Linked DNA regions of Mus musculus: all the other regions are linked to region 1. A link is a loop called in an ENCODE intact Hi-C map of the cell type or tissue named here. Cell type or tissue: left cerebral cortex. All regions are shown on one strand.

Region 1 (8,000 bases):
ATCTAAAAAATGGAGTACTACTCAGCTATTAAAAAGAATGAATTTATGAAATTCCTAGCCAAATGGATGGACCTGGAGGGCATCATCCTGAGTGAGGTAACACATTCACAAAGGAACCCACACAATAAGTACTCACTGATAAGTGGATATTAGCCCAAAACCTACGATTCCCAAGATATAAGATACAATTTGCTAAACACATGAAACTCAAGAAGAATGAAGACTGAAGTGTGGACACTATGCCCCTCCTTAGAATTAGGAACAAAACACCCATGGAAGGAGTTACAGAGACAAAGTTTGGAGCTGAGATGAAAGGATGGACCATGTAGAGACTGCCATATCCAGGGATCCACCCCATAATCAGCATCCAAACGCTGACACCATTGCATACTCTAGCAAGATTTTATCGAAAGGACCCAGATGTAGCTGTCTCTTGTGAGACTGTGCCGGGGCCTAGCAAACACAGAAGTGGATGCTCACAGTCAGCTAATGGATGGATCACAGGGCTCCCAATGGAGGAGCTAGAGAAAGAACCCAAGGAGCTAAAGGGATCTGCAACCCTATAGGTGGAACAACATTATGAACTAACCAGTACCCCGGAGCTCTTGACTCTAGCTGCATATGTATCAAAAGATGGCCTAGTCGGCCATCACTGGAAAGAGAGGCCCATTGGATACGCAAACTTTATATGCCCCAGTACAGGGGAATGCCAGGCCAAAAAGGGGGAGTGGGTGGGTAGGGGAGTTGGGGTGGGTGGGTATGGGAGACTTTTGGTATAGCATTGGAAATGTAAATGAGCTAAATACCTAATAAAAAATGGAAAAAAAAAGACTCCATTGCTAAGGTAACTTATGAGGCAAAGAGTTTAACTGGGATTCCTATGCCAGAGGATTAGAATTTATAATGGCTGAGTGAAGGCATGGCAGCAGGAGCAAAACCTGAGAACTCACAACTCAATCCATAATCAGGAAGCAGAGAGAACAAACTGGGAATTGAGCAAATCTTCTGTACGGGGGTGAAGGCTAGGTCCATCTTGGGGATCTTATGTTTTCTTCTGGCCTCTGCAGGCACACAGTGCAGAGGCAGCATGCAGACCAATCATGCATACACACAAATAAATATAAATTCTAAAAATACTTGCAAACAGAGTTAAAAGATTGATGTTGAATAAAAGGTATAAACTTAAAATACAATAAAGTGAATATTGAACTAAAATATTTGTGGGTACAGTGGGGAATGTTGTGGGATTGGGGCACCAACCCACCCACAAAACCTTTGACCTACAACCTGTCCTACCTACAAGATGTGCTGAGGTATTGGTGGTGTGGAACTTGTGGTAGTGGCCAACTAATGATTGGTCTAACTTGAAGCCCATGCTACCAGAGGAAGCCTATTCCTGACACTGCCCTGATGGCCAGGAACTAGAAGCTGGATGGCCCAAAGACCTAGGGTAGAACCAGATACCACTGGCAAAAAAAAAAAAAAAGGAGAGTAAATTAAATAATTCTTAATGATATTCTGCTATATTCATCATACAAGTGCCCAAGCCAATTGCCATTAGAGAGGCTTCATCCAGCAACTGATGGGAGCAGATGCAGAGACACTCAGCCAAACATTAGGTGGAGCCAGGGGAATCCCAAAAAAGAGGGGAAGGAGGGATTATAGTAGCCAAAGGGTTTGAGGACACCACAAGAATATACCACAGAATCAATCAAATATGGCTCACAGAGATTGACGCAGCAATCACGGAGCCTGTATGGGTCTGCTCTAGGACCTCTGCATATATGCTATGGCTGTGTAGCTTAATTTTGTTTTGGGACTCCACACGATGGAAGTGGGGGTGTCTCTGACTCTTTTGCTTGTTCTTGGAACTCTTTTCCTCTTACTTGGTTACCTTGACCAGCCTTGATTTGAGAGTTTGTGTCGTGTCTCATTGTATCTTGTTATGCCATGTTTGGTTGATGTCCCTGGGAGACCTGCTCTTTTCTGGGGTAGGATGGCAAGTGGAAGCAGCAGAGATGCACTAAAAAGAAAAGAAAGAAACTTTCAATCCAAAATTTATCCTCTCTACAAGAAATTCAGTATGGAGACAGAGAAGAAACTGAGGGAATGGCCAACCAATTACCAGCCCAACTTGAGACCCATCCCATGGGCAAGCACCAATCTCTGATACTACTAATGATTCTCTGCTATACTTGCAGATAGGAGTCTAGCATGGCTGTCTTCTGAGAGACTCCACTCAGCAGCTAACTGAAACAGATGAAGAGACCCAGTTAAATATTGGATAGAGCTCAGGGACTGTCATGGAAGAATTGGGGAAAGGATTGAGAGTCCTGAAGGGGATAGAAACTTCACAGGAAGACCAACAGAATCAACTAACTTGGACTATGGGGGCTCTCACTGACAGAACCACCAACCAAAGAGCATACATAGGCTGGACCTAGGCCCTCTGCAGTATGTAGCAAATGTGTAGCTTGTCTTCATGCGAGTGCCATAACAACTGGAACAGGGGCTGTCCCTAAAGTTGTTGCCTGTCTGTGGAATATGTTCCCCTATCTGAGTTGCCTTGTCTGGCCTCAGTGGGAGAGGATTCAGGACTAGCTTTGCAGAGACATTATGTGCCAGGGTAGGGGGGGAGATATCTGGGGGGGCCTCCACCATCTCAGAGGAGGAGAGGGAGTATGGGGGAAGGGACTGTGTGTGTGTGTGGGGGAGGGGCAGGGGGGCCTGGGAGATGGGGAAGCAATGGGATGTTAAAAGAAAAAAGAAAAGGGGAGGGAAGATGGGATGGGGGATTCCAGAGGGGAAACCAGGATAGGGAATAATAACATTTGAAATGCAAATAAATAAAATATCCAATAGGGAATCCAAAAAGAATAAGAGTAAAGAAGTGTTCTCACAGCTTCTGTCTGAGCCCTTGAAGACTGGAGACTGAGTTAATTAGATAGGACGAAGTACAGTTGAACTTGTGAGCTTTGGTCTGTTGAATAGTTTAAGCTGGTTGCTGAACCTATTTATTTTATTATAGACATGACTTGGCCATATTGCCTGTTCTTTGTGCCACAGTACCCTCTACTGGCCAAAATGAGCTTTGTTGTCTCTGGATTCATTTTACAGCCTCTTGACAGTACTTTGTGGGGTGGTTATGTTTAAATTAGGGGATGTTTCTTCTGGGTATGTTGGGAATGTGAGAAGTAACCACACTGATACCCACATGGATGGAGACCATGTCTTTATAATTCCCAGAATTCCTTTGTGTCTGGATATCCTTGATGGAGGGATGCAACTATTGTTATCAGAGCTGACCTTCAGGGTTTCCTATTCTGCAGCTGTGTATATAGCAGATAAACACTGTTCCAGAGGTTGATCCACCAGCTGACTTCAGGCACAGAGCTAGACAAATCCAGAATTACTGTCCTTTAGTGAAATTTCCTGGCCAAGAGGTGTGTGGCTAGCTTTCTCTGTATACTCCATCACTAAAGTGGAACTCCTACTACCTGCTCATTATTGGCTTGACAACATCCAGCCCTCCCACTCTCTACAACTGTGACCCAGGTTTCTGTCTCCTCCTATGGCTGTATCAGACTAAACGCAGGCCCCCTGATTGGTAGATCTCTATCTCTGGTCCCTGAAGCAGTTCAGTTTTAAACAAAAGATTCCCTTTGAAGATACCACTAGGAGATGCTCCTTGAATTATACAGAACGACAAAATAAGATTTCTGTCCACAGCCTATCCATCTACCAGCGGGATTACTAACTCACCAAAATCCTGCAACTGGATTTGAGGCCCAAAAGAGCTAGCTCTAGGTTTGTCTGCAGGCAATACTGTCAGTGTGGTTGTCACCTTGACTGCCAGGCATAATTTTAGGATGAGGCTTCAGCTTCCTCTTGATACTAAGGATCTGTGAAGTTTGAAGCTGTGTTCTGCTTGTTTTACTTCATTTTTGCTTGTGTGTGTGTGTGTGTGTGTGTGTGTGTGTGTGTGTGTGTGTGTGTGGTGTGCATATCTATGTGCAAGTTTGTGTGCAGAGGCTAGAGGTCAGCATCGGGTGCTCTCTTTGGTCACCCTTAACATTTTAAAACAAAGTCTCTGGGAGAGGCTAGGTTTTCCTTCTCTCAGTAGTTATCAGTTGCCTGCTTGTAAACTTTTGTTCACAGCTGCTGTCCCTGTGAGAACTTCACCTTCCTCATTAGCACATTGATTCATACTGCCATTGATTGCACCACAGCCTTTTCTAGGAGAAAGTCTCACAGTAGAGTTCCTGGTCCTTTGGCTTTACAGTCTTTCTGCCTCACTACCACAATGTTCAGTCTGTCAGTGCAGAAATAAAGAATGAGCAGAGACTGAGAGAACAGCCAACCAATGGCTGCTCCAACTTGAGACACATCCCATGTGATAGAGCCAACCCCTGATACTATAAATAATACTATGCTATACTTGGAGACAGGAAACTAGCATAACTGTCTCCTGAGGGATTTCATCCAGCAGCAGAAGAAGGAAGATGCAGAGACCCACAGCCAAACAGGAACTATTATTTTAATGAAGATGTTACCTCATGTGTCCTGCAATGCAGATTCCAACATATTGCCTTGAAGAAACAACACATTAAGCAAAATAAGGAGTAGGCTGTGGGATATACACAACTTTTGACCAAGAGACTTGTGAAGGCCAAACAAACACTAGAAACAAATTACTAAGAGAATTAGTCTGTCCCTGCTGAGAACTTCTACATCTAAGTCTGAGTACAGTCAAAATTAAGTCTTTTAAAGCAACAAATAATCAGACCTTGAAATTTATTAATTTTAATTGAATATGTCACTTCCCTCCTTCCCTTTCCATCCTCAAACTCCTCCTATCTATATCTATCTATCTATCTATCTATCTATCTATCTATCTATCTATCTATCTATCTATCTATCATCTATCTAAACCTGATGGCCTTTTTTATTATACTATTGTGTGTGCACATGTTTACACATATAAAATTACTATATTTACATATATATTTATATCTACATATAAATACATAGATATATAAATATAACCCGATGAGTATGTTATTGTTGCTTGTGTGTATATGATCAGGCTGACAACTTTGTGTTGAATAACCTACTAGAAGGCTCATCTTTGGGAAAAGCTAATTCTCCCTTTCTCAAGTCATTAGTTGCAGAAAGTTCTTTGTCTAAATGTGGGATCCTCTGAGATTTCCCCTCCTATGTTAGTATGTCCATTTTGCTGTCCTTGTTCAGGTCTTGTTTAGGCAGGCATATTGGTGAGGTATCATGGGTGAAGCTTATTTGGTGTTTCTAGGATACTCAATCTCACAGCAGATGTCCTGTCCTCTGACTCTTATATAATCTTTCTGTCCCCCCCTTCCACAAAGTTTCCTGAGTCTTAGCTGTGGGAGTTGTGTTGTAGAAGTGTCCACTGGGGCTGGGCATTTGGTGATTAGTTGTTATTTCTATTTTGACTAGTTATGGCTTTCTGTAGTGGCCTCTGTCTGTTGTAAAGAGAAGTTTCTTTGATGAGAGGTGAGAGCCACATGTATTTGTGGGTCCAATCTTCTTAGTTTGCAGCTGAGTTTGATTTTCAGGTATATTTTTATAATTTTTTCTGCTTATGTTCATCTGGGAATGTGGTTTATAGTTCTGTTTTGTGTATTTTCTTCTAAAACTTCCATTTTATTATTCCATAATTTGTGTGTGTGTGTGTGTGTCTGTGTGTGTGTGTGTGTACATGTGAGTGCAGGTGTCCATGGAAGCCAGAGGCATTGTATCTCCTGGAGCTGGAGCCACAGGCAGTTCTGTTGCATTCTGCAACACAAAGAGCAACCTATCAGTGAATATTTCACCTTTTAAATAGTATTGCTTCATTATCCCCACTAAATTTTTGTTCTTTATTTTATTTAATTGAGTGATTTGGGTGGTTATCCCCTTGTATCCAGTCCTTCAATTGTCATTATTCTTTTTCCCAGTTAGTTGTTTTTAATCTGTTTTGTAGTACAAGACACTTTTAAGGCATTATATTTTTCAGTTTTGAAGCTCAAACTAGTTATGGAGAACAAGGAGGAGGTGAGAGAGGGAGAGAGACATAGAAAAAAGAAAAGAGACAGATGAGAGAAAGGTGAAAGAAAAGGAGGAGAGAGGAATAAAGAGCAAGAGAGAGAGAGAGTGAGTAAGAGAAAGTATAGAGAAAGGTAAAGATAACAAGAGCAAGAGAGAGAATGAGAGAGACAGGAGAGAAGAAAGAGTGAAGAGTGAAAAAGGGAGACATGCAAAGGTAGAGGAGGGCAGAATATAAAAATAAATTAGACCTTTTATTATGAAGAATGTATTTTTACACAAGTGAAATGATGGTGTTGGGAAGAAAAATGCAACATGGATTAGCATAGGAGGCAGCAGAAATGAAACAACATAGGAGTAATTGCAGATTCTAGAAAAGAATTTCATGTTATAGGTCAAGAAAACTTTCCCACTATAAGACAAATCTCAAATCAATATATGATGAAGATATGCCTTCTATCCAGAAAAATAGACACAGTTGTGAAGCTGATTCCTATCCAAGCAAAATGACACAATTAAGGCACTCAGATTTCTTCAGGTATCCCAACAGAAGACATCTGTCAAACAAAACAAAACAAAACAAAACAAAACAAAACAAAACAAAACACTCACTTCTAACTAATTACAGTGGTACATTAATCATTATTTAAACTATAGCCACCTACTATGCCATGAATAACAGCATTTATTCCTTCTATCTAAGTGTAACATTGCATCCGCCAGTCAACTTCTCCATGCCCTTTCCATCCTCCATTGCTGGTCTGTAATTATCTTTATATAAGCCAATTTTGGTTCACTCTCTAATCCAAAACAACCAGAACACAATGTACAAAGAATTAGTATATTTTGGTAATTGAGAATACAGTGGAGTCAGGTAACAAGGAGTGTGAAATACTAACCCAGATTTTATTAAGGCGTAAGACTAGTACTTAACTTTTTATACCATAGCCTCTCCATCTGTAAATTCATTCACATTGGCTGGAGAGATGGCTCTGCCGTTAAGAGCACTGATTGCTCTTCCAGAGGTCCTGAGTTCAAGTCCCACAACCATATGGTGGCTCACAACCATCTGTAATGAGATCTGATGCCCTCTTTGGGAGTGTCTGAAGATAGCTACAGTGTACTTACATATAATAAATAAATAAATAAATCTTTTTTAAAAAAAGTAGAGTCTATTTAAAAAAAATCATTCACATTACTGCTTTTCTTAGAGTGTTGTGGTTTGAACAATAATGTCTCCATAGACTGTTAGCTGCATTGATAATAGCAGAAGCAGTAGGTGAATACTTCTATATCATGTTCTGTGCCGGGGATTGTTTTCATTGCCATACACACCCTGAGTCATAAAAACTCTGCAATTTTATGACCATGGTTCTATTTAAACTCTATTTCCCACATCAGAAAGACAAAACACGAAGCTTTGTAGATCACACAAGCATATTAATTGCATTTAGATAAAATGACAACAGTAACAAGAATTCTTACTATGGAGGTTTATTTATGATAATTTGTCTCAGAGGCAGAAGTGAGAGTTAAATAAGATTTATCAGACTTGAGGATGGAGTGTTTTCCATTGAGCTAAGTAGATGCTTTTTGAATTGTATTAATTTATGTTTGCTTATTCAGTGAGCAGTTGGTGGTGCCATGATATGCAATGAACACAAGGAAGTTGGTAACAACTTCGGCAATTTGGCACAGAACACACTCTTCTTTAATGCACACCCAGGATTAGTAACTGGTTTCATATATTGTTGCAAATAATGCCTAAAATTCCACATACTCCTCAGAATTATATATATTAACTGAAAGTGCTAGTTTGTAAAAACACACACAGTTACCAAGGTTATCATTGGAAATGATTTTTAAAGTAACTTGCAAGTCAAGTTAAAGTTAAAGTAATTACTGGTTTTTTCTTTGGCAAGAATGGACATGAGAAC
Region 2 (8,000 bases), 210 kb before region 1:
TAAGGGAAAGCACCCAGATCCATTTACCAACTAAAGCAAGGACATTGGAGCATTCGTTATACAGGATGCCATGGTTCGCCTCGGGACAGCGCCCAGGTTTTTGGGGCCTGTCGCGCGTGTCGCTACTGGAGTGAATGTAGCAGCTGATAGAGGTGGGGTGCAGGCAGTGTAGCGATCCAGCCTGGGCTGGGTCAGATTTTTGACTGTTACACCCACTAGCAGAGTCGGGTTCTGTTTTACCTTTTGCCTGTGACTTGCCCTCCTCAAGCCTATACCCTCTTGGCTGTGAAATTCCTGCTTTGTTTCCCAGTGGCCATCGGTCATGGCCATCTCTGTCTGGCCCTGATATCCTTATCTTTTAGGGATTATATGACATCTTGGGTCCCTTTGAGGCTTTGTAGACTAAATATTGAAGAGGTTCCACAAAAGGTGGAGGCTGGGAGACAGGAGCAGGCAAATTGTGGTGGGCAAGATGAGAGTGGCCAGTCAACTCACAGCTGCTGTCCTATCCTCAGGTCCCTAAGCGGGCGGCTGCGCCTTGGCCTAGCTGAGCAGTCGGTACTGGCTGCTCTTGCCCAGGCTGTGAGCCTCACACCCCCTGGCCAAGGTGAGTAGCTCCGGCCCATTTTTATCCCATCACTGTGTTATCAGGGTTTCTTTTTCCCATCTATTGCCACATTCTCTTCTGAGAATGCACTTGGGCAGCCTACCTCATTCCTTGCCCTGTCACATGCCATACATCACCCTCTGTGACCCTGGACCTTTGAATTACTGAGGGGTCTTGCTCATTACTAAGCTGCTGGTTGGTCTTCTCATAGAATTTCCCACGGCGGTGGTGGATGCTGGGAAGGGCAAGACAGCAGAGGCCAGAAAGATGTGGTTGGAAGAACAAGGCATGATCTTGAAGCAGACCTTCTGGTGAGATGCAGGGTTGGGGGAGAATAATGACCAGCACATGAGGGACTGACGTGGGACTCATAATAGCAAGGGATTACGGTCTAGACCAGGATGATATGATGCTTGGTTATGAGCGGTGAGAGGCAGAGATAGCATGTGAGGACTGCAGGCACAAGATGCCCAGAGTTCCAGCCAAAGCCCTAAGGTACCCAGAGAAGAGGCTGGTGACTACTCATAATAGATATTACCAGCACAGAGAGGATTAGGGCTTTATAGTGAGCCATATATAACTTTGGCCAGCAGCTGACCTAGGACCATTAACTGACCTGGTGACCATTCCTGAGGAAAGAGGGACAGTGAGCAGTTCCATAAATGTCCCCAACCCACTTGATCTGCGCCTGACTTCTCTGGGTGCTGGGCACATAGCAGTGATGAGTTTCTCACAGATCTCCCAATGGCTCAGCCTCTGAAGCATCCACCATCTGCCAAGCTCTGTCTAACCCACTCTGCCTGGTCCCAGGCTAGCTGAATAAGTCAGCAATAGCCTTGAGTGGGACACAGTCACTGGGACATGAGCAAGGGGTAATGGAGGATGCATGCTGAGGAAAACAATCAGCATGATGTGTGGTGACTAAGAGTAGGACACCTGGTGACATGAGTTGGGGACATGGTCATAGAGATAAGTAGAGCCCAGGCATGGGCTGAGGGATCTCTATTCTTGCACTTGTATGTAGACAGAGTTTTCAAGTTAGGAGTTTATAGAAAGAACCTTCATGGGCTGGATGTGGTGGTATACACTTGAAATCCCAGTATACCCTTGGTATCTCAAGTTCTCTACCAACTTGGAATATGTAGCAAGATCCTGTCTTATAAAATCAAGGAGTGGGGTTGTGGCTTAGCAGTTGACTGCTTTCCTAGAATCTACCAGTGAGTGGCTAAGAGTGTGCTTGCCTAGAATCCACACCCTGGAATTTGCCACTGCCTGCTTAGGTCTGTCCTATCTGGGTTATGGGTATGGTATAGTCCAGCAGCAGAATATTTTCTTCATATGCCCAAGGCCTGGGTTCTACCCCTTCTTCCAGCACCATGGAAGAAAACAAAAGACCTTGTCATCTTGCTGTCTTCTCTCCAACCCATCCCTAGTGAGGTTCCTGACCTGGATCGAATCATCCCTGTGCTGCTGGAACATGGCCTGGAACGTCTCCCAGAGCACTGCAAGCTGAGCCCAGGTATCACTCCATGGGCCCTCAAAGCTGGGGCAGCTATTTTCTATGTGTGAACAACTATACCCAGACAGTTTCTGAGTACTTCTTCCCTTTGCTGAGACCCTTGTCTTTTCCCCCTCAGCTCTCTCTTGTGAACTGAGCAGGGCATGGAGTGCAGCAGCAAAAAATGTCCAGAAGGCAGTGGCTTGGCCACAGAATTTGCTATGTGCATACATGTTCAGAGCAAGGCAGGCAGCTGTGGCAGCATGTGGCTGTGCTCCAGTGTTCATCTAGGGACCTGGGTTCCTTCTATCTCATCCTTCTATTTGCTTCCTTTCACTCTAAAGCCTATATGATCAGGGAAAGGGGGGGAGTAACATTGCTTGTAAAGGATATGACCATATTACTTGTTCTGTTATTTGTTACTTCTGTGCCTATTTATGACCTTTATTAGCTTCCAGGGAGGCTGGTATGAGGACCCAAGTTTCTCTTCTGAAATGTGGGTAGTCCTCTCCCTTATGTCAGCAGAAGTGAGTAGTAGTCCAAAGACACATTGGTAGCTTTTGCCTTTCCCCTGGCCCCCCTAACTTGCTTTCTTTCCTCCCAGGGGTCCCTCTTAAACCAATGCTGGCTCATCCCACTCGGGGTGTCAGTGAGGTCCTAAAACGCTTTGAGGAGGTCGACTTCACCTGTGAATATAAATACGATGGGCAGCGAGCACAGGTATGGGCAAGCACAGCCCTTCCTGTATGAGGAAGGTACTCACTGTAGGTTAAGTGGCACTCTCACTCGTGAGTGCGTGCACACACTCTCTCTCTCTCTCTCTCTCTCTCTCTCTCTCTCTCTCTCATTCATTTACTTTAAATATAAGTTTAAAAAAAAGTAGGAAAAAGAAAGATGGTGAATGCCAGACACAGGTTACAGGTATCAGGAAACTTGAGGTGATTTGCTCAGATCTATGTAGTAGCTCTTTGAGCTTCCCAACCTATGAATGAAGGTGAGATCTGAAGACAGTGTCACATAGGAAAGACTTGCTTGATTTCCTCTTCTGTGATGGTAGATACATGTTCTGGAAGGTGGAGAAGTGAAGATCTTCAGCAGGAACCAGGAAGACAACACAGGAAAGTATCCTGACATTATCAGCCGCATCCCCAAGGTGAGCATGTGCTTGCTGGGCTATAGTACGGCCCCTCTGGACCACCCTGATTCTGTGGGGGTGGGGTTCATTAGGAGTAGGAGGAGCCTGGAAAATATATATCTGCATATAACAAACTTGGTTTCAGTGTGGCCTGAGCAGATGTTGCTTATATCTTGGATCTGGAAGCAGGTGTAGGCTGTTCTGACTCCACTATCTTTGGTTGGTCAGTTTTTCATCACCATTTTTGTCTCCCCATAGCCACTACATTCCAGACAGAAGCAATGAGGGTTTTAGGCTTTTGTCCCACCCAGCCCACTCCCCCCACTGTGGATACAGTCTAACACAGGTTCCTATGAATGACTTTAGTAGAGTCCTGGATCGGGCTGTCCAGTGGTGAGGCTGAGAGAGGATCTCAAGGACACAGGCCTGTGAGCAGCTGGAGCTTTATAAGTAGCTCAGAGGCAGAGCAGGGCTGGGCCTTAGGCCAGGGGTTTCTTTGCACCTTGTAGATATTGGGAATTGAACCCAAATCCTCTTCAAGAATATCACTCTTAACCACTGAGCACATCTTAGTTTTGCTGTATTCCAGAAGTGGCCTTAAGCAGTATGTTGTCTTCTATGCCCATTCTTATTCAGCAAGTGTTGATTAGGCATCTGCTGTGTGCCATAGCTTGTAGTACCGTAGCCAGGGCTTGCTCCCTTCATTAGTGATGGGCAAAGTGGACTCTGAAGAATAGGTCCAATATCTGTGACTGAGTAGAACCATAACTGTGGCTGAGCTACTGCTAGGTGATTAGAACACTAATCTAGAGTCTTAAACAATGAGAAACTGGAGGTGTACTTGACTTGAGTGTACCAGTGAGGAGCTGAAGGCATGGCTCAGTGATAGAGACATTGCCTTGAAAACACCAGTGAGTAACTGGTAGCATGGCTCATGATAGAACATGACATGTTTGCCTGACATGTACTACCCAAGACCCTATGTTCAATCCCTACCCCTAGTGAAGAACAAGTAGATTTGAATTGAACTTTTGTTTGAATTGTCAAGAAAGCAGAGTTCCTAAACCACAAAGTTAGCTCTGTCTGAAAGACAGTTCCTGACGTTGTGCCTGGGAAAAGAAGGCTTTCCAGGGAAGGCAGACCACAGGAAAGGGAATGGGGAGGAAGACAAGCAATTCAGAGGCTCAATGCTTTTGAGATACCTGTCCCTTAGAGACACAGACCACCTGCTGATGTGCTCAAGGAAAGAGAGGCTTAGGGGACCAGGCAAGGAGAGAGGATCAGGGGCTGATGAAGAGTTTTCCACGACTCAGGGAAGTGGCATACCATTTTTATCAGCAAGTACAGCCATAATAATCAGGGTTTGTGACAACTACCCTGTCTACTGGCCAAGACTATTGTAGTTAAGGTCAGCGCAGGATGGTAGACTAGCAGCTGGGGTGGTTGAGGCAGGATGTGGTGAGGTGGAGACAGTTTGGTTTAGGCAGACCTCAGAGTGGGAGTACTGGGTTCACAGGAAGTTGAATGTGGTTAAGAGAAGAGGGAAGTTTCTCTGGCTGCTGCTGCTGTGTCTGGTCTGTGGTACCAAATGACAAGTCATCAGGAAAGCTAGTGTACCTTGGTGAGGACTCTTGTGTCTTGCTGATGTCAGCTGTGGTTTGTGAGAGCAATGGGAGGGTAAAGGAATTCATTGGCCTGTCTTTTGACCTCGTCCTTTTGTAGATTAAACACCCCTCAGTCACATCTTTCATTCTGGACACTGAGGCTGTGGCCTGGGACCGGGAAAAGAAGCAGATCCAACCATTCCAAGTACTCACCACGCGCAAGCGCAAGGTAGCATCAACCCATATACTTCTGGAGCAGTGCTACACTTTGTTTTTTTCCTCCCAGTCCTGACTTTGGGGTTCTACTTGGTTCTCTAAGGGGCAGAATGAATCTGGATGTAGATCTGCTAGCTTTGGCAAAGTGGCCACCATTGTCCAAACCATCACATTCTTATCCCAGCATCCCAGTTAGGAAAGATAGAAGGGTCCTTTTCCTGTATATGTCATTTCACTATGAAAGCCTTATTGGGGAAGTCACATATCTTGTACCTCAGCTGGCTAGAATTGTGACATTTTATCATCATTAGCTACAAGGGAGGCTGATGAAGTCAGGATTTCCCAAGAGTCATCCTCATTTTGGGCTAATGCCTGCAGCATTGCTTCCTCCTAGGCAGTGTGACCTTAGCTAGGGGTAGGTGTGGAATGGTAGGGATCAGCCTGAGACATAGTGAGATAGGACACAGAATGCCACCTTCCCTCCCCTCATGCCTGGTCTTTTATTCTGTTTCAATTAGGAGGTTGATGCATCGGAGATACAGGTGCAAGTGTGTCTGTATGCTTTTGACCTCATCTACCTCAACGGAGAGGTGAGTTCTGTTTTGTGACAGGCGGCCACAGGGTAGCAGGTTGGAGTGAGCTTGGAGCTGTCTGTCTGGTTTCCATTTCTAATTCTACCCTAGCACTGAGCTGGGATGTCTTCCTCAGGCAATGATTCTCTTGAAGTGTGGGCTCTGGAGGCCAGAGGCCCTCACTCAGACTTTATTGGAGGGTGTTTTTGAGGACTCCTCTCGTGGTTTTACATTTGTATGCTTTTTCTTCCTGTCACGTCTGTATGAAGTAGGTTTTTCTCCCCATGACTGCAGGAACTATGGAAAAGCCAGCTTCTATTCTCTTGAACAAAAGGGTCTGTATACTGTCACTCAGCCGTACTCCCTCTTCTCACTGTTCATTTTTAAATAGAGGTGTGTTTTATGAAACATGCTGTTTGGAGATATGGAGGTATAGCACAGAAGTAGACTACCTACCTGCCTGGCTTGCTCAAGGACCCAAGCTTCATTTGCAGAACACAAAAAAGGGAAATCAAATGCTAATTGGGTGTATTGGATATACTGTTTTTTAATGAATTAAAAAGTCTTTAAATTTCAAATTTCTGTATCACAAATATCAAGAAATGTGACTCCCCCCCCCCCCCAATTCTTTCCCCCTAAATAGAAGCTCTTTAAATTAGAGTCCTCAAGTATATTTTAACAGGCTGGGGGTGTTGCTCACTGGTACGGTCCCTGCGTAGACTCCCCTAGTGAAGGAATGGGGTCATGGCTCAGGTGTTCTACCTGCCTAGAATCCCCTAGTGAAGGCCTTGGGGCTCAGAAGTAAAGTATGTGCCCAGTATTTATGAGACTTGATGTCTCATAAATATCTCTAGTCTTTTCTTTAAGAGAAAAGGAAAGGAAAGGAAAGGAAAGGAAAGGAAAGGAAAGGAAAAAGATTATTAAGGTTCTTGAGACTGAAAGTTTGAAAATGGTCACTTAGGGTATCAGAAATCATTCTCACCTCAGCCTGGTGAGAAATCATCCTGTGTGCTTATGGGGTTGGGCTTAGTGGTGAGATCTCTCATACTTTTCTTGCCTCGCCTTTCTGCTTCTCTCTTGATGTCCTCTGTCTGGCCAGTGCCAGTCAAATCTCTGTACTGGTCCTGATCTGAGTCTGTTACTGGGCCATCAGGACATTCTATATGGTCCTGGCAACTGAATCATAGAGTGCATATTGTATCCACCAGACAGAGGATTTTACCTTAGAGAAGAAAGGTGAGCAGAGGCTAGCCTTCCCATGGATAGATAGCATCTCATGCAGGTTATATCTGTCCAGTTTGTATGTATAAAGTTTGTGTGTGTGTGATCTGGCCTCAGCCTCCTAAGTTAGCAAGCAGGCACCACCCCTGCCCAGCTTACTGAACCATGTTTCATAAAGGACCTATCTCAACATCTTTGAACTTTGGTATCTGGGGCAGGGCTTCTATAGACATTGAAGGACCATTCCATTGACTAGTGTGTTTCTCACTTAGAAGGTGATTTCCACTCCTTCATTAGCATAGTGAAGATCCTCTTGGATATGTATATGGACTTCATGGTCCTAACCCTTGTTGGGCGGGGTTAAAAATGTAATAACTGGGGCCTGGCATTCAGCATGTAAAAGTGTTTGACAGGCAAGTTTCATGGTATGACTGCAGTCCTTGAAACCTATGTGAAGATGGATGGAAAGAACATGTGCCACAGAATTATCTGACCTCCATATGCATGCCTTGCCATATCCATACCTGCATACTATGATAAACAAACAAATAATAAGAACTAAATTATAACTCCACAAAGTGTTTATCTGTCACCAGGAAGCTGGTGGCTCCCCACTAGGTCTTTCTGAGTTCAGCATGCTAGTGGGATCTGCCTTTCTCTGATTCCTTCTTCTGCAGTTAAAGCTCTAATACAGCAGTCCTGCTGGTTGTTGATTCATCCTTCCCCAAGGTGTTCTATAACCACATCATTACGTGTGACTCTTGTGTATGCTGTCAAGGTCTGGACTTACACCGTTTTTGTTTCCTGAGTGTTGTCTACTTTTTTTTTCTCATAGTCCCTGGTTCGCCAGCCCCCTGTCTCGACGCCGGCAGCTGCTCCGTGAGAACTTCGTGGAGACAGAGGGTGAGTTTGTCTTCACCACCTCTTTGGACACCAAGGACACCGAGCAGATTGCTGAGTTCTTGGAGCAGTCAGTGAAGGGTGAGTGTAACTACTCTTCTCTCCCAAGGTTTGAAGCTTTGCTGTACCTGTGCTGACCATTTTCCCATCTCCCAAACCCTGAGATTTGCCTGGAATCCTGCCTGCTTATATCTTGTGAGCCACTGCTTCCTTAGTTAGGCTTCCATGTTTCCCACAGACTCCTGTG
Region 3 (8,000 bases), 220 kb before region 1:
ATGCTGTTGCCTGATGATGTCTCCTGCTGCAACTCTTTTGACTAAGAAAAAGGTCTCCAAATGTATATTTGTGTCAAGCCTGTCCCTGCAAGAAATCCACCCTTCATGACATATCCTCACAGGATGCCTCAGGCATAGGATAGAGAAAGAAAGGGAGGGAAGGATACTTAAGTACATATAATGAAGTCGAGTGTGGTGGCACACATCATAATCTCAGTGCTGGTGAGGTGTAGGCAGGAGGCTCAGGAGTTCAAAGGCAGCCTCTGCTACTTACTGGGATTGAGGCCAGACCTCACTACATGAGACCATCTCAAAAGGGAAAATAAAAAAAGTGAACGCCATGTTGGCACCTAGAAGATGCTCACTGCTCACTGAAATGGAAGAGAAGGGAATGCAGAGTTTTGTGGGTGATTTCCCCATGCTGCCTGCCATGTGCTCCACCATCTCCCTCCTGACTTCCAGGGTGGCGCTGAAGGAGAGGAATCAAGTGGTGCCCGAGAGTGATTCTCCAGTGAAGAGGACAGGAAGGAAGGTAGCCCAGGTTCTGAGCTGTGAAGGGGAGGACGAAGATGAAGCCCCTGGCACCCCCAAAGTCCAGGTAGGTTCCAGTAGCCTACTGGTTTCTTTTCTAAATTTAATTTTTGTGTGTATGTGTGTATATCCTTGCTGTGCACATGGAGGCCAGAGGACAACTTTGTGGTATTCTCTCCTTAATGAGTTTTAGGAATTGAACTCTGGTCTCTAGGCTTGTGCAGCAAGCACGTTTACCCACTGAGCCATCATGCTGACCTCAAGCCTGCCAGTTTCCTACTCACCCATGCAGCTGAGTACAGTAGCTATACAGGAAGACTGGGGACATTGTTCAGGAGATTGGCAGTCTCTGCTGTTGGTCTTTGAAGCAGGACAGTTGGGGTACAGGGTTCCAGTCTACCACTTCTCTGGGAGGTGGGGCTCATTTGGCCCCTTGACATCGTCATACCTCAAGTACCTCATGGAGAACATACCTGTGGTGCTGGCTGTTTCACAGTTATCCAGTAATTACGTAGGTCAGGTACCTGGAGTAGATTGATTATCTTAGAGTCTGGACAAGGCCTTTTGTTTCTGGAGCCTCTAGGGGAAGACTATATTCATGTCATTTTTGTTTTTTCCAGAAGCCTGTTTCTCCATTAGCTGAGACACTCTTATGTTCTCTTTCTGTGTTTTCTGTGGTCACATTTCCTGTGACTCCTCTTCTACTTAATTTTATTTTTATAGCTCATGTGTGTGTCTGTGTTTGTGTGACATGCAAGTGCATGCCATGTGTATGGTAGGCATCATGGGATAGTGTGCAAGAATTAGTCCTCTCCTTGGATCTTGAAACTACAAGGGAGGCTGAAAATGCAGTCTTTAGTCTCATGACCACACCACACTAGTTGTAAAGGAGGCAGGCCCATGATTGTATTAACTCCAAGGGAAGTTGGTACATCTGTAGTAAGTCCACCATATCTGTAAGTGTAAAAGGAAGATTCTGTTACTTTAAGAAACAGAATTAATATTGGTTTTTATAATGGCATGATTCTGGGTCACTAAAAGTTATGATGGTGGATCTAATGATACCTAGGTGAGAGAAGGTGGCCTGAGTGGGGATGGGACTAAGGAACCAGAAATGACGTTAGACATGAGATGCTGAGTCCATTCTGCTCTGAAGCATGTGGTAGCTGCGACTGCCAGGTGATGACAGGCATCTTCTTTATTTTAGAACTGTTCTTTCTGTCTCCTTTCAGAAGCCTGTGTCAGACTCTGAACAGAGCTCTCCTCCCAGCCCTGACACATGTCCTGAGAACAGTCCTGTCTTCAACTGCAGCTCCCCCATGGACATCTCCCCATCAGGATTCCCAAAGCGTCGAACTGGTAAGGACAGGCCAGTTTCATCCCTTCCATCCATACTACCCATGGTGATCGTCCTTCCAATGGTAGAACTGTGGTGGTGAGCATGGTTAACTGTCTCTGAGCTGTGTGACCTGTGGCAAACAACCTCACCTTTGCAGAGGTGTGGTTACTTTTACTTGTGGAACAGGTGGCCTGAAGTACAGTGCCAACTGCACAGAAGTGCTAGGATTAAAAGCTGATTCATGTAAAGTGCATGGGCCTGATTTGGCTCACAGTCAGTGCTTGGTATATGTGGGAAATTGTGATTGTCATGAGGAGTGATAGTTGCTGCACAAGGCTCTGAGTAGAAACACAAGAGTGCAAGTATGGAGTCTTCTGGAAGAGCAGGTAACTAAGCTGAGCCCTGAAAGGCAAAGGGAGCCAGGTGGGATAGGAGAGGGGAAGAGAATTCCAGGTTGTATGAGTGAATTAGGAACATGTGGGTCACTTAAGTTTGGAGTTCTGTCACAGGGACCACAGAAATCAAGGAGACACTGAATGAAGAGACTGGAGAACATTCTAGAGAATCCACCTGAGACATTGAGACCTAAATGGAAGTAGAAGAATTGGTATGGGGAAGGGCCAGGTGAGGGCCATATGTGACCTGAGGACTGAGCATGCTCTGATGGTTTGAGGTGACTGAGATGGGTACTTGTAAAGGTTCAGTGGACATCGGGAAGCTGGTGCATGCTGTCAGAACTCATTCAGTTCAGTCATGCCGTCTACAGGCATGAAACTGAAAACCCTAAACTCTGCAACACCTCTGGACCCAAGCATTACATATGGGGTGCTCCACGAAAGCAGGCCTCAGCAAGGGAAGTCTTTCCAGTCTCCCATGAGCAACTCGGGTGTGGGAATCTGCTTTTTTTATGGAATGCTATTTTTAAAACCCTAAACACGATGTGTGAATTGCCAGGTACATACGTACAGCATGTCAGATTTGGAAAACTAAGTGTATATTTATTTTCTTCTCCCCCCCCCCCCATACTGTGACAAAATCCCTTCCAGAAGCATGTAAAAGGTAGGAGAGTTTATTTTGGTTCCGTTTGACAGTGCAGTCCATAATGATTGGGAAGGCATGACAGCAGGATTATGTCAGGAAGCAGAAGCAGATAACGCTGGTGCTCAGCTCACTTTCTCCTCTTTGTTTTTATATATACCTGGTTCCCCACCCATAGTATGGTACTACCCAAACTCAGGGTGAATCCTCCATAGTTAAAACTCAACAGAAACCCTCACAGACACAGGGATTCCAGATTTAGTTAAGTTATAATGAATATGAACCCACACTCAGCATTAAAAAAAGACTGCTCGTAATTTAGAATTGAAATTGTACTGAGATCATGATATATAGTTAGAACTAGGTTCTCCAGTTTGGCTTTGTTTTCCTCTCCTTTAAACACTCAAGTTTAATATCACATATGCAGCTTCCTGAATGCTTCCCTGGGGCAGAGCTGACTCAGAAGTCAGTTGTCCATGTTGCCTAGTGAAGGTTCGGAAAAGGCATAGGTGTCACAAAAAGACTTTGAGAGGTAGGAAAACAGGACACGTGTGGGAATGCTAACACTGGTGTTTCTAGAGAGTACAGTGTGGTATGAAGAGGCAGATTGAGGATAGCATGTGACACGAGCTAGAGAGGAATGTAGTGGCTGGATCCTCAAGGTTCTCAGACACCATGCTGCGGGTACTGAGTACATCCTGTTATCATCATTTACTGGAGCTTGTTTCCTTTCTCATGATGCAAGAAAGGGAGGGACAGACAGAATAAATAACTCACCCAAGGTCACAGATTCAGAGCTGGAAAGACGAGGTGTACACTGGGGTAGTGGCTATGATAGGTAAGAAGAGGATGGGGATCCAGAACCTTCTAAGTCTCCACTTTCATCAGGCATTGTGTCTGATCACTGGGGCAGACATAGACAAACTGCTGGTCAGCTACAGTGCTCCCTTTACCTTTCCAGCGCGGAAGCAGCTCCCCAAACGGACAATTCAAGACACTCTTGAGGAGCAGAATGAGGACAAAACCAAAACAGCTAAGAAAAGGAAGAAAGAAGAAGGTGAGGGAGCGGGATGTTTGTGTGTGTAGTGTCCAGTAGGTGTCACTGTTTTCCTGTGGAGATTAGACTGTCGAGAGGGTTCCCTTTATCCTGGGATCAATGCAGGGAAACAGCCACAGAGATGGAGCTATTGATCATGGGGGCTGTGTGTGATGCACCAGTTGCAGTTGTTGACCCAGCCAGGATCTTGTTCATGTGATAATAATAAAAATCTCCATATGGCTTAGTTTCCCATGACAGGTTTGAATTATTTAGAGGAGTCTTGATTTCCTATTGGCAGTTTGTAGTCAATAAAAAAATTAACTTAAAGTTGGCGATTTTGCCAATTCTGAGTATCTCCTGGAAAAAGAGGAGTATCTTTGTTCTAAGGCAAATTTCCCCCAGGTTAGAGTCTGTAATTTTATCATTACCCTGGTGGTATGACTTTTTAGTATGTTTGTAAATCAAAATGTACAGGATAGGCAGGTGCTCCACTGCTGAGTTACATGGATCTTGTAACCCAAACTAAAAATGGAATTTACTCTGTGGTCCAGGCAGACTTTGGACTTGTGACCTTTCTGCTTCAGACTGTACTGGGTGGGAGTGCCTTTAGGCCTCACTTCCATTTAACTTTTCTGTCTGTCATGAGGAACAGAGACCCCAAAAGAAAGCCTCGCAGAGGCTGAAGACGTAAAACAGAAGGAAGAAAAGGAGGGGGACCAGCTCATAGTCCCCTCTGAGCCCACAAAGTCCCCTGGTGAGTTGCTTATTCCTCTAGCTTCCTGATCCTGCTTGGGGCATCACTTGTCTGTGGAGGGTGGTTCACTGAAACAAGGCACAGACTCCCCAACATGGGTTCAGTGTGAACTCCAAGATAATCAGAGGTTTTGCTTTTACTATTGGGTTTATTGCTTATTTTACCCCATGCATGTGGGAAGAAAGGAAAGAGCCCTAAATAAAATGCTTTTAGACATCATGGCTGTCAGATACAACAAACTGAGTAGGTGTTTATTAAGTGCAATATCTAAGCTTAGTTACAGGATTTAGAAGAGGGAGTATTCTTGCAGCTTCTGTTCCTTGGTGTCCTTGAGACCCCTGTGTCATGTTCACTTTTGCAAGGACACTTTTAGGCATATACATATACATGAATCATGTTAGTTGTTTTTTTCTGGTGGTGGAACCCAGGGCCTGATATATGCTAGGCACATGTTTAATTCTGAGCCATACCTCAGTCTTCTTACTAGTGGGAGAGGCAAGTACTCTGTTACTGAGCTACGGCCCCAGCCTCTTACTGGAGGATTCTTTTATTTATTTTTTTTAAAGAATTACTTAATTATTTTATGCATGTGAGTACACTGTTGCTGTCTTCAGACACACCAGAAGAGAGCATCAGATCGCATTACAGATGTTTGTGAGCCACCATGTGGCTTCTGGGAATTGAACTCAGGACCTCTGGAAGAGCAGTCAGTGGTCTAGTTGCTGAGCCAAGTTTCCATTGCTCACTGGGGGTTTCTAGGCAGATGCTCTACTACTGAGTCACACCCCAACTCTGTTTTGTCTTTTTGTTTGTTGGGTTGTTTGTCTGAGATCTTACTATGAGGTTGCTTTGTAGTTTTGTAATTCCCCTACCTCAGTGTCCTGAGTAGCTGGTATTTCACACTGATGGCCACTCAACTGGGTGATGAGGTTTCTTTTCACTACCATTCCTAAGTTTGCAATTTTTGGACCATTGTCAGCTATGCTTTCATTAGCACTGAGGAGTGAACATTAGGCCAGAAAGGCCTTGTATTTACATAGCAGATAGAGAAAGGTCAAAATTGCTCAATTTTCCACTCATAGGGTGCAATGACTTTGGGATTTTAATGTTTAGTGCTAGAAACTTTATAGTGAGTGGTAATTTTATGGGAGGTTTCTGCCCCATTCTATACTTTTTGCTCCAGAATAAATGACACAGAGACATCAGATTTTATTAACAAGCTGCTGGTATTATGTTTCGCAAGTTCTGAGCTATTCTAACCTGATTAGTCTATTAATAACCGGATAAATTGCCTGTTATTGCCTGCCAACTGAGTCTTGCTATTTCCATGTATATCCTCAGGGTGAGCTTCTCTTGGCATGTACTTGTGGTCCATTCTCATCTTCCACCCTGCCTCATGGCAACTGTCTTCTGCTATCCCTTTTCCTTCTCTCCCTTGTGGTCCCTACCTGAGATCACCTCATCTATCCAAAGTCCTACCTTTCTCTCTCTGGTGCCCAGTCACAGGCTCTAGCTTTTTAATTACCCGTCAGGGATTACTGGGGAACATTCTTCACAGCACATTGGTCAACACAATCCCCATGTCCAGACTGCAGCCTGATCTTGGGGTACAGAACTCAGCATCTGAATACAGAGTGTACAAAACCAACTCCAACACTGTTTGTATCACTATCTACCCCTTCTCATTTCAGAGTCAGTAACCCTGACAAAGACAGAGAACATTCCAGTGTGTAAGGCAGGAGTGAAACTGAAGCCTCAGGAAGAGGAACAGAGCAAACCTCCTGCTAGAGGTGCCAAGACACTGAGCAGTTTCTTCAGTGAGCACCTTTCTCATCTTTATCCATCTGGGCTGTGTGGGCAGCAGATTGTGGGGCTCTATTCAGGCAGTGCTGGCTGAATAAGGCACGGGAGTTGGGCCTATGAGGAGTAGGGGCCTTCTACTTCCTGTCTTTCCTTGCAGCACCCCGAAAACCAGCAGTGAAAACTGAAGTCAAACAAGAAGAGTCAGGCACTCTAAGGAAGGAAGAGACCAAGGGGTGAGTCAGTGCCCAGGTCTGAGAAACATCTCCTAGCACATTCTTTTCTGCAAGTCCATGACTCAGCCCTAGCTTGGGTTTTCTCCTCTTGCAGGGCTTGGTCTTTGGTCAGTGTTTTAGACACTTTTGGGCCCTATTGCAAAGCCTTAGGATACAAGCAGAATAAGAACTATTTAGGGAGTTTGCATACCCACTGATTGACATTTTGTCTGACTTCCAGCTTCCAGTATGACCCTCCCCAAAGGGCTAAGGGCATGCAGCAGGGTAATCATGGTAGTAATTCTTGCCCCTCACCCCCTACTCACCTTCCTAGAGTGGTTCTGCGTTGTTCCCAAGACAAAATCTTAAGCCTCGTTTCCCACTGGTATCACCCAGCACTCTATCCTCAGTTCTTAGTATACTGATTCCACCATAATGAGCTTACCAGGTTGAGTACATGCTCTGGAAGTAGCAGACATCTACATTGGAATCTCCTGAGGGCCTCTCTGTCAGCAGTGAGGAGATAGGAATGTGTTAACCTTTGGCTTTGTGAGCTAGGCCCAACACATAGTAGAAACATTTTTTAGACCCAGAGTTACCCAATTTCACCTTCTTTTTGCCTCCTTAGAACCCTGGATCCAGCAAATTATAATCCTTCCAAGAATAACTATCATCCCATTGAAGATGCCTGCTGGAAACATGGCCAGAAGTAAGGGATTAGCCTTCCCATGCTGTTTTAAGTTCTGCCCCCGTGACTATGAGAGGCTGTTGTTTTGGCCTCTATTGGAAGAGCTGCCACATCTCTCCCATCTCTGTTTCGAGAGAATTATGGGAAGGGATAGTGGATAGTTGCCTCTGCATTTATCTCAGGAAAATGTGAAGAGGCAGGGTGGCTACAGGATGTTATGGCTTATTCAAGTGCTTATCATTTTTCTTTTCCTTTCTCAGGGTCCCTTTTCTCGCCGTGGCCCGGACATTTGAGAAGATTGAGGAGGTTTCTGCTAGGTAATTATAGTTACTCAGGCATGGGGGCAGGTTCTTTGTGACTCTGTTCTCTGCATGGCATTGTGTGCTGCTTCCTGCCCTTCAGTCGTTCCGCACCTCTTCTCATCATGGTCATTGTCCATTCACAAAAATGGGTGATGTAATTTTGAGGCCCAGCCTGAGAAGACCCTGAGCTTCTCTTTTCTTTTCCTTTTGGCTTTGAGACAAGGCTTTTCTATGTAACCCTGGTGGTTCTGGAACTCACTATGTTGGCCAGGCTGGTCTTGAACTCAAGAGATC
Region 4 (8,000 bases), 460 kb before region 1:
GGACAGCCCTACTCCACCCAATCCCCCATCTCAGCTTCTCTCAGGCCAACAGGTTTCCATATATCTCCAATACCAGAAGCCAACTCATCACATCCAACAGCGATACAAGTCTTCAGCTCTCTAGTTTAGTTGGTTGGGAGGTGACTGGGACTTCTGGGTACCCTTAAAGGCTCTCAACTCATTAGACCAACAGTCTGCAAGGGTACTACTTTTGCTGTGCCTATGTCAGCTATAGTTTCCTCACTTGTAAAAAGGACTGACTTCTCCCATGATACTTTCTGCAACTGGGACTTTGTGAAAATCTAAATTTACTATTGCAGTGGCATCAGCTTAGAGGCAGCTTGATTTCTGTGGGTTACACCTCTGCTCTTTAGGGTGCTAAGTCAACTCGAAACCCTGAGAGAAACTTGGAACAGCCATAAAGCAAGAAGAGGTTCCGGAAATACATTTCCCAGAAGTCTAAGTGAGCATCCTCGCTTTAGGGTGCCAATGTGTCCGGTCGCCGTGGCACCTGTGGCGATCAGCGCGGTAGCGCGTCAGCACAGGGCCGGTTTGCTGGGAGTTCCTGGACCCCCTACCGGCGCTCCGGGTCTAGCTAGACAGCTGGAATCCCAGAGTCCACTCTACCCAGACTCCTCCCTAGGCCTTGAGGTGAAGGGACTCCCAGCCTTCCTTCAATGCTCCGAGGGAGGCTGTGCCCTCGTGAACATGCGCACTCTCGTTCGCTTGCTCCATATCAAACTACATATCCCAGACTGCTTTGCGCGCAGCTCCAAGCCCTTCTGCCCTTCCCCCACCCCAGCCTCCGTTTCTACCCTTCTTCCCGTCCCTAGGGGATTGCGCTGGTTGCAATAATCAGCTCGCACTCCTGGACGTCTCTTCCCACACTCCCGGCCACGAATTCAGGCGTCAGGGCCCCGACGACGTGCACAATCCTCTCGGGGGGCAACGGATTCAAGCACCACCTTCCAGACTGCGCATGCCCCCACCACTTTTTTTTTTTTTTTTTTTTTTTAAATGTCAGTTCTCTACCGGCCTTCCAGGGATTTGCAGGGTTCTGCACCAATCACCGCTCTCACTAGGACGCCGTCTCCCCGTCTCCATGGCAACGACGGGTTCGAAAAAGAGCGTCCGCTGGGCTACCTGCGGAACCACTGAAAGAAAGGCTTAGCAAAATGCTTTCTGGGAGTCGTAGTTTGGAGGGTGCTGTGTGGGTGCGCAAACGCAGCACCACCGGATCTCTTTTGTATTTCTGCGCGGTGGGTAGGAGTGAGCGGGACTCCATGGTAACTAAGGGACCAAACCTGGTGGTATCCTAGGTAACGACCGCACTACTTGGTTTAAGAAAGGTCAGGATCTGTGGCGAAGCCAAGGGGAAGGGACAGGGACACAAATACCCAACGAGATGTCTATACAGGAAGGCAGAGATAGCCCCATACAGAGTCGGGGGAGAGGATGAGAGGGGTGGGAAAATTGTGAGGGGGAGACTGGATGCTAGGAGAGACTGAATATAAGTGAACACACATAGGTATGAATGAAAAGGGGGGAGGGTTAGTCATTAGAATCAGAGTTAGAACCTGAGTCATGTCAGAAAATTTAGGAAGAAGAGAGAAGCAGAAAGGGATTGGGATTAGGAAAGTGAGACATCGAAACTCTAGGGGCCAACCCAGAGTACAAAGGTAAGTGGGGAGAAATTAGAGATATAGTAAAGATGTTAATAGAGATACGGTAAAACGGACTGATAGGTTTCAAAGACTGAGGGATGGCAACAAAAAATTAGATGTGCGTGTGGGGGAAACATTTTCAGAGAAAACTCACACAAAAAATGACAACACACCAGAAAGAGGACGGGGACCAGTCCTCTAGTTTCCTAGCATCATTTACCAAACAATATTGCGACACCTGACTACTTAAACATTACCTCTCCTCCCCCATTTTTTAAATCTGTGATTGAAGTCGTAACACTATTCTGGTAGAAATTGACTTACAAGAAGCTGACAGGTAGCCGGGCGTGGTGGCGCACACCTTTAATCCCAGCACTTGAGAGGCAGAGGAAGGCGGATTTCTGAGTTCGAGGCCAGCCTGGTCTACAGAGTGAGTTCCAGGACAGCCAGGGCTATACAGAGAAATCCTGTCTTGGAAAACAAAACAAAACAAAACAAACAAACAAACAAAAAAAGAAGCTGACAGGTTGCAAATGAGTTCTGCCCAGCCATCACCTGGAAGGTAGCTAAATATCTCTTTATCCCTACACCTAACCTTTTGTTTTATTTCAGATTCATTTAGATTCATTTGTTGCATCTTCCTGAAACTACCTTTTGCTACCTTTCTGTTTTCCTTGAGGTAGTGGAAGCCAGATGCTGGGGTGAAAACCTAGCTCAGAGAGGTAGAAAAAGCACCCAGGTGACCTTCTTTCTCAGCTGAAGTTCCACCGCAAATCTCTCTCTCTGTCCCAAGAAACCTTCACATTGAATGTCCTCCCCCACTTCTACTTTCTGAATGTCTATCTGTCCTCTGGGTTCCCTTTCTCTCTCTCTCTCTCTCTCTCTCTCTCTCTCTCTCTCTCTCTCTCTCGCACGTGCGTGTGCATGTGCGTGTGCATGTGCGTGTGTATGTGTGTGTTTCTTAATATGTCTATGTTCAGTCTCTGTCAACTGGCTTCTTGTTCTGCTTCTTGACCTATGGTTGACTTTATTTAATCCTGTTTACAATACTCAAGCAGAAAGCTCTTGGATTAAAGGTGTGTGCTATGGCGGAACCACACCACAACTAAAAACAGTTTTTTTTTTAACCCCAATAAATAACACAACCTTGGGGTTTACAGTGTGATATCCTGCAACACATAAGTTTTTGACACATCCTTGAGAGTTGTGGTTCTAATCTAAAAATAATTTATTTTAGACAAGATTTCACTATGATATCCTGGAACTCTATGTAAACAGAGTACCCTCATACTTAAAGATCACCCTGCTCTTCCTTCCAAGGACCTGTGCTATGGCCACTGTGCCCAGTCTTTTGTTTTTGGTAATGTCTGGAGTAGCCTAGGTAGGCCTCTAGCTCACTGTATAGCTATTGAGCTTGAACACCAGACCCTTTTGCCTTTACCTCCCAGTTGTTGGGTGGTGACTGTTAACACCGGAAAAGGGAGAAATAAGAGAAAGCACTGAGCAGTGAACCAGCCTGAAGCTGGAGCCCCATTATAAAAACAATAAATCTTGTAGCATCAGGTCCAGCAAGCTGCAGTGGTTTGATTGCGCTTCAGTGGCTCCTGGGCAGCCCCGAGGGCCTGCTGTTTGTAGCTCAGGTGGTCTCTTTCTCGTGCTGGCTCCACTTATTATCTGTGTCTTTTCTCAGCAGCCACACCATGTGCTGCATTCCCACCATCTCCAACATCTTGAGGGTCTTCACCCTTAGGGCATCACACACTGCCCTCTTGTGGGTGGGAGAGGAGGAGGTGTCTCCCAAAGACTAAGAGGAAGAAAAGTACAAACCAGCACTGTGGCCTGGTCAGTGTTCATGCGTGTGCTTGGTCAGTGCCCTCCAGTAGCAGAAGTTTAGCAGGACTGTTGTATCTGACCTGAATTCTGGAGTGGTGGCATCTAAGCTTCAAAGTAGTTTTTTGTCAGTGATTGTTATCTGAGATTTTATAGGGTTGTTCGTTTGAAGGGTACTCAGAGCCTTTGCATAACTTAGTCTGGAGACGTGCCTGGCAAACCAGGAAGTCTCTTATGGCTGAAAATTGCTTAGGTGATGGTCTTTTCTGACAACAGCAGCTTCAGAGAAAGTGGTTTTGATATGTGGAAATTGACTTGCTAAAAGTGCCTTTAGTGAAACAATAAAAAGCTTTTAGGGACCATCCGGTCCTGAGCGGCTGATCCCCCCCTGCTGCTTGAGAAGCCTAAATCCATCCTGCAGTGTCCCTCTTTTCTTTGGATCAGCATAAGGACACCCTCTGTGGACATGCAAACTGACTCAATCTCTCTGGTAGATCCTCTCTTTCCCCTCTCTCCTTTTAGCTAGTACTGTTCCAGTGAAAATTGCATCTCTCTTTCTCTGTCTCTCTGTCTTTCTGTCTCTCTGTCTCTCTCTGACTCTGTCTGTGCTCTGTCTCTGTCTGTCTGTCTGTCTGTCTGTCTGTCTGTCTCTCTCTCTCTCTCTCACACACACACACACACACACACACACACACACACACACACTCACACAGTCTCACTATGCCCTGACTGTCCTGGAATTCACTTTGTAGACCAGCCAGGCTGGCTTCAAATTCACAGAGATCTGCCTGCCTTTGCCTCCCCAGTGCTAGGATTGGTCATGCACAACCATACCCAGTATTGTTTATTCCCCAGACTTCTGATTACATTGACAGCTAAGGTAACTGTAGTTTGACAGCTAGAAAAACTTTCACAGATGTAATCTGTTATCTCCTTACCTGCCTTTAATGGGGTTAATGTGTTTTACAACCACTGAGGTATCCACAACTTTCAACCTACTCCTTTTCTGGTAAGCTTGCCCCTGCCTCCCTGAAACAGAATATTAATATGTAGGTCTGCTTGTCCTCAAACTCTCTGTGTGGACCAGTCTCAAACTTACAGTGATCCACCTGCCTCTGCTTTTCCAACGCTTGGATTAAATCATTTGCCACCATTCCTGGCCAAGGCATTTGTGTGTGTGTCTGTCTGTCTTTTTTTTTTTTTTTTTTTTTTTTTAGATTTATTATTATATCTAAGTACACTGTAGCTGTCTTCGGATGCACCAGAAGAGGGCGTCAGATCTCATTATGGATGGTTGTGAGCCACTATGTGGTTGTTGGAATTTGAACTCAGGACCTTCGGAAGAGCAGTCAGTGCTCTTAACCACTGAGCCATCTCTCCAGGCCCCCCCCCCCCTTTTAAAAAAGATTTATTTATTTTATGTATATGAGTACACTGTAGCTGTACAGATGCTTGTGAGCCCTCATGTGGCTGTTGAAAATTGAATTTAGGACCTCTGCTTGCTCTGGTCAACCCTACTCACTCTGACCCAAAGATTAATTTATTATTATAAATAAGTACACTGTAGCTGTCCTCAGACACACCAGAACAGGGAGTCAGATCTCATTACGGGTGGTTGTGAACCACCATGTGGTTGCTGGGATTTGAACTTAGGTCCTTCGGAAGAGCAGTCCGGTGCTCTTCCCTACTGAGCTATCTCGTCAGCCCTGTTTATTATTTTTTAAAGATTTATTTATTTATGTATATTAGTATACAGTAGCTGTCTTCACACAAACCAGAAGAGGGCATCAGATATCAGGTCCCATTACAGATGGGTGTGAGCCACAATCCACAATGTGGTTTCGACGAATTGAACTCAGAACCTCTGGAAAGAGCAGTCTGTGCTGTTAACCTTTGAGCCATCTCTCCAGCCTGCCTGTTAAGTTTATAAGTACCACATATGTGTTGGTTTCCACACTGGTCAGAAGTGAAGGGACTCTAACCAGCACAAACATGGCAAATGTGGCACTGGCGGGCATTGCCCTTCTCTCCAACTCCTTCTGTCTAGAAAAAAATTCTTAAATTACATCCCTAAAGCTAGCCATCAAGGTCTGTTTCCTTAGTTGGCCACTTCCTCCTTCTGGGGTTGTTTATCAAAGTCTAGCTATCAAAGTATTGAAGTCCACCAATCAAAAGCCCCCTTTGTCTTACCTAATTAACATGACTAACTAAAATTATGCATCTTGGGGGCTGGCTCAGAGGTTAAGAGCACTGATCGCTCTTCCAGAGGTTCTGAGTTCAATTCCCAACCACCACATGGTGGCTCACAACCATCTATAATGGGACCCGGTGATCTCTTCTGGTGTGTCTGAAGACAGTTACAGGTTACTCATATACATAAAATAAATCTTTAAAAAGAATTAAGCACCTCATCCTAATATCTTTATCGTTATGAGCTGCCATTTGCCAGAGGGACGCGTCTCCTCTCTATCGGGAGGCAGTCCTTCGCCTCTCTTCAAGACAAGTACCCCTCCTCCCTCTCTCTTGTTTCCTTTGTCTTCTCCTTTGTCTTCTCTCTCCAGTCTTTGTCTTTTTATTTCCTGCCTTTTGTCTCTGTAGGACAAATAAATCTCCTTTGTGCTAAGAATTTGGTCTTGGGGTCCTGCACTGATACCAGTCCTTTTAAGAAGGCATGGAATCAGCCCGGAAGTGGTGGCGCACGCCTTTAATCCCAGCACTTGGGAGGCAGAGGCAGGTGGATTTCTGAGTTCGAGGCCAGCCTAGTCTACACAGTGAGTTCCAGGACAACCAGGGCTACACAGAGAAACCCTGTCTCGAAAACCAACCAACCAACCAAAAAAGAAGGCATGGAATGAATCCCTTGTGTCACGAGCAAGAGGATAGATGCACATTGTTAATATAACAAAAGTTACACGTTATTATGCTGAGGGTCATCATACAAAGTTCACACTCTGAAGGCTGTTCACCTGTGTGACATAGCTGAAAAAGTCAGGTTCAGTTTCTTTTTCTTTCTTTCTTTTTTTGATGTTACTGAGTTCTGGTTATCAGGGTGCAGTCCTGGATGTAGTGGTTTTCCTGACTAAGCTATTTTTTTTTTTTTGGTTTTTGGTTTTTTTGAGACAGGGTTTCTGGCTGGCCTCGAACTCAGAAATCCGCCTGCCTCTCCTCCCGAGTGCCGGGATTAAAGGCGTGCGCCACCACACCCGGCTGATATGTTTTAACAATATTTCTGTTGTGCTTTGTTTGTTTGTTTCCAGTTCTTAGCTAGGCAAAGTAGCCAATGAATACACTATAACCAGAATCTGGTATGCTATAGTTAACATGGTTATTACTGTGATGGAACACAGTGATTAAAAGCAAGTCGGGGAGGAAAGGGTTATTTTGGATTACACTTCCACAGTACTGATCATTACTGAGGAAGTTAGGTCCTCAAACTCAGATGTGTGTGTGTGTGTGTGTGTGTGTGTGTGTGTGTGTGTGTGTGAACCTGGTGTTGTGTAATAGTTTCTTCCAGTGTGTTTGAAAGCCATCTTACAGGAATCATCCATCCTGACCAAGTACGTTTTATTCCAGGGATGCAGGGATGGTTTAATATACGAAAATCCATCAATGTAATCCATTATATAAACAAACTCAAAGACAAAAACCACATGATCATCTCGTTAGATGCAGAAAAAGCATTTGACAAGATCCAACACCCATTCATGATAAAAGTTTTGGAAAGATCAGGAATTCAGGGCCCATACCTAAACATGATAAAAGCAATCTACAGCAAACCAGTAGCCAACATCAAAGTAAATGGTGAGAAGCTGGAAGCAATCCCACTAAAATCAGGGACTAGACAAGGCTGCCCACTTTCTCCCTACCTCTTCAAAATAGTACTTGAAATATTAGCCAAGCAATTCGACAACAAAAGGAGATCAAGGGGATACAAATTGGAAAGGAGGAAGTCAAAATATCACTTTATGCAGAAGATATGATAGTATATATAAGTGACCCTAAAAATTCCATCAGAGAACTCCTAAACCTGATAAACAGCTTCGGTGAAGTAGCTGGATATAAAATTAACTCAAACAAGTCAATGGCCTTTCTCTACACAAAGAATAAACAGGCTGAGAAAGAAATTAGGGAAACAACACCCTTCTCAATAGTCACAAATAATATAAAATATCTTGGCGTGACTCTAAGGAAGTGAAAGATCTGTATGATAAAAACTTCAAGTCCCTGAAGAAAGAAATTAAAGAAGATCTCAGAAGATGGAAAGATCTCCCATGCTCATGGATTGGCAGGATCAATATAGTAAAAATGGCTATCTTGCCAAAAGCAATCTACAGATTCAATGCAATTCCCATAAAAATTCCAACTCAATTCTTCAACGAATTAGAAAGAGCAATCTGCAAATTCATCTGGAATAACAAAAAACCTAGGATAGCAAAAACTCTTCTCAAGGATAAAAGAACCTCTGGTGAAATCACCATGCCTGACCTAAAGCTGTACTACAGAGCA

Evidence for each region. A loop is a pair of places that touch in the nucleus more often than their neighbours do. Peaks named below come from ENCODE experiments on the same cell type or tissue, not always from the same donor. Only the 100,000 strongest peaks of a DNase experiment are listed, where the experiment ranks them.
Region 2: it touches region 1 in a loop (5-fold over the local background); 3 of 42 quality-filtered maps call a loop at or near these places.
Region 3: it touches region 1 in a loop (21-fold over the local background); 23 of 42 quality-filtered maps call a loop at or near these places.
Region 4: a loop joins it to region 1, with 8 times the contacts of the local background. A loop is called at or near these places in 9 of 42 quality-filtered maps.

The regions. Positions count from the first base shown.
Region 1 is chr7:13,508,671-13,516,670 of GRCm38, forward strand. No RefSeq gene overlaps it. Among named protein-coding and RNA genes, the nearest start is that of Bsph2, 58 kb to the right of the region's middle. In left cerebral cortex, a CTCF peak has its summit at 3,074 (motif pointing left); a DNase peak (open chromatin) is centred at 3,076.
Region 2 is chr7:13,298,222-13,306,221 of GRCm38, forward strand. It overlaps Lig1 (ligase I, DNA, ATP-dependent), which reads left to right. Exons shown (of 29, transcript NM_010715.3): 15 at 516-607; 16 at 819-918; 17 at 2,041-2,126; 18 at 2,710-2,825; 19 at 3,163-3,258; 20 at 4,963-5,073; 21 at 5,579-5,650; 22 at 7,689-7,707; 23 at 7,709-7,834; 24 at 7,992-8,000. Among named protein-coding and RNA genes, the nearest start is that of Lig1, 23 kb to the left of the region's middle. In left cerebral cortex, no CTCF peak of the experiment used is centred here; a DNase peak (open chromatin) is centred at 4,811.
Region 3 is chr7:13,284,795-13,292,794 of GRCm38, forward strand. Lig1 (ligase I, DNA, ATP-dependent) reads left to right here. Exons shown (of 29, transcript NM_010715.3): 4 at 463-598; 5 at 1,764-1,890; 6 at 3,870-3,965; 7 at 4,600-4,701; 8 at 6,393-6,518; 9 at 6,662-6,737; 10 at 7,345-7,425; 11 at 7,665-7,721. Among named protein-coding and RNA genes, the nearest start is that of Lig1, 10 kb to the left of the region's middle. In left cerebral cortex, a CTCF peak has its summit at 3,988 (motif pointing right); DNase peaks (open chromatin) are centred at 2,766, 3,367, 3,982 and 6,564; H3K27ac peaks cover 229 bases.
Region 4 is chr7:13,053,666-13,061,665 of GRCm38, forward strand. It overlaps Mzf1 (myeloid zinc finger 1), which reads right to left and starts at 1,099. Exons shown (of 6, transcript NM_145819.2): 1 at 816-1,099. In left cerebral cortex, CTCF peaks have their summits at 1,060 and 3,433 (motif pointing left); DNase peaks (open chromatin) are centred at 780 and 1,127; H3K4me3 peaks cover 1,541 bases; H3K27ac peaks cover 1,455 bases.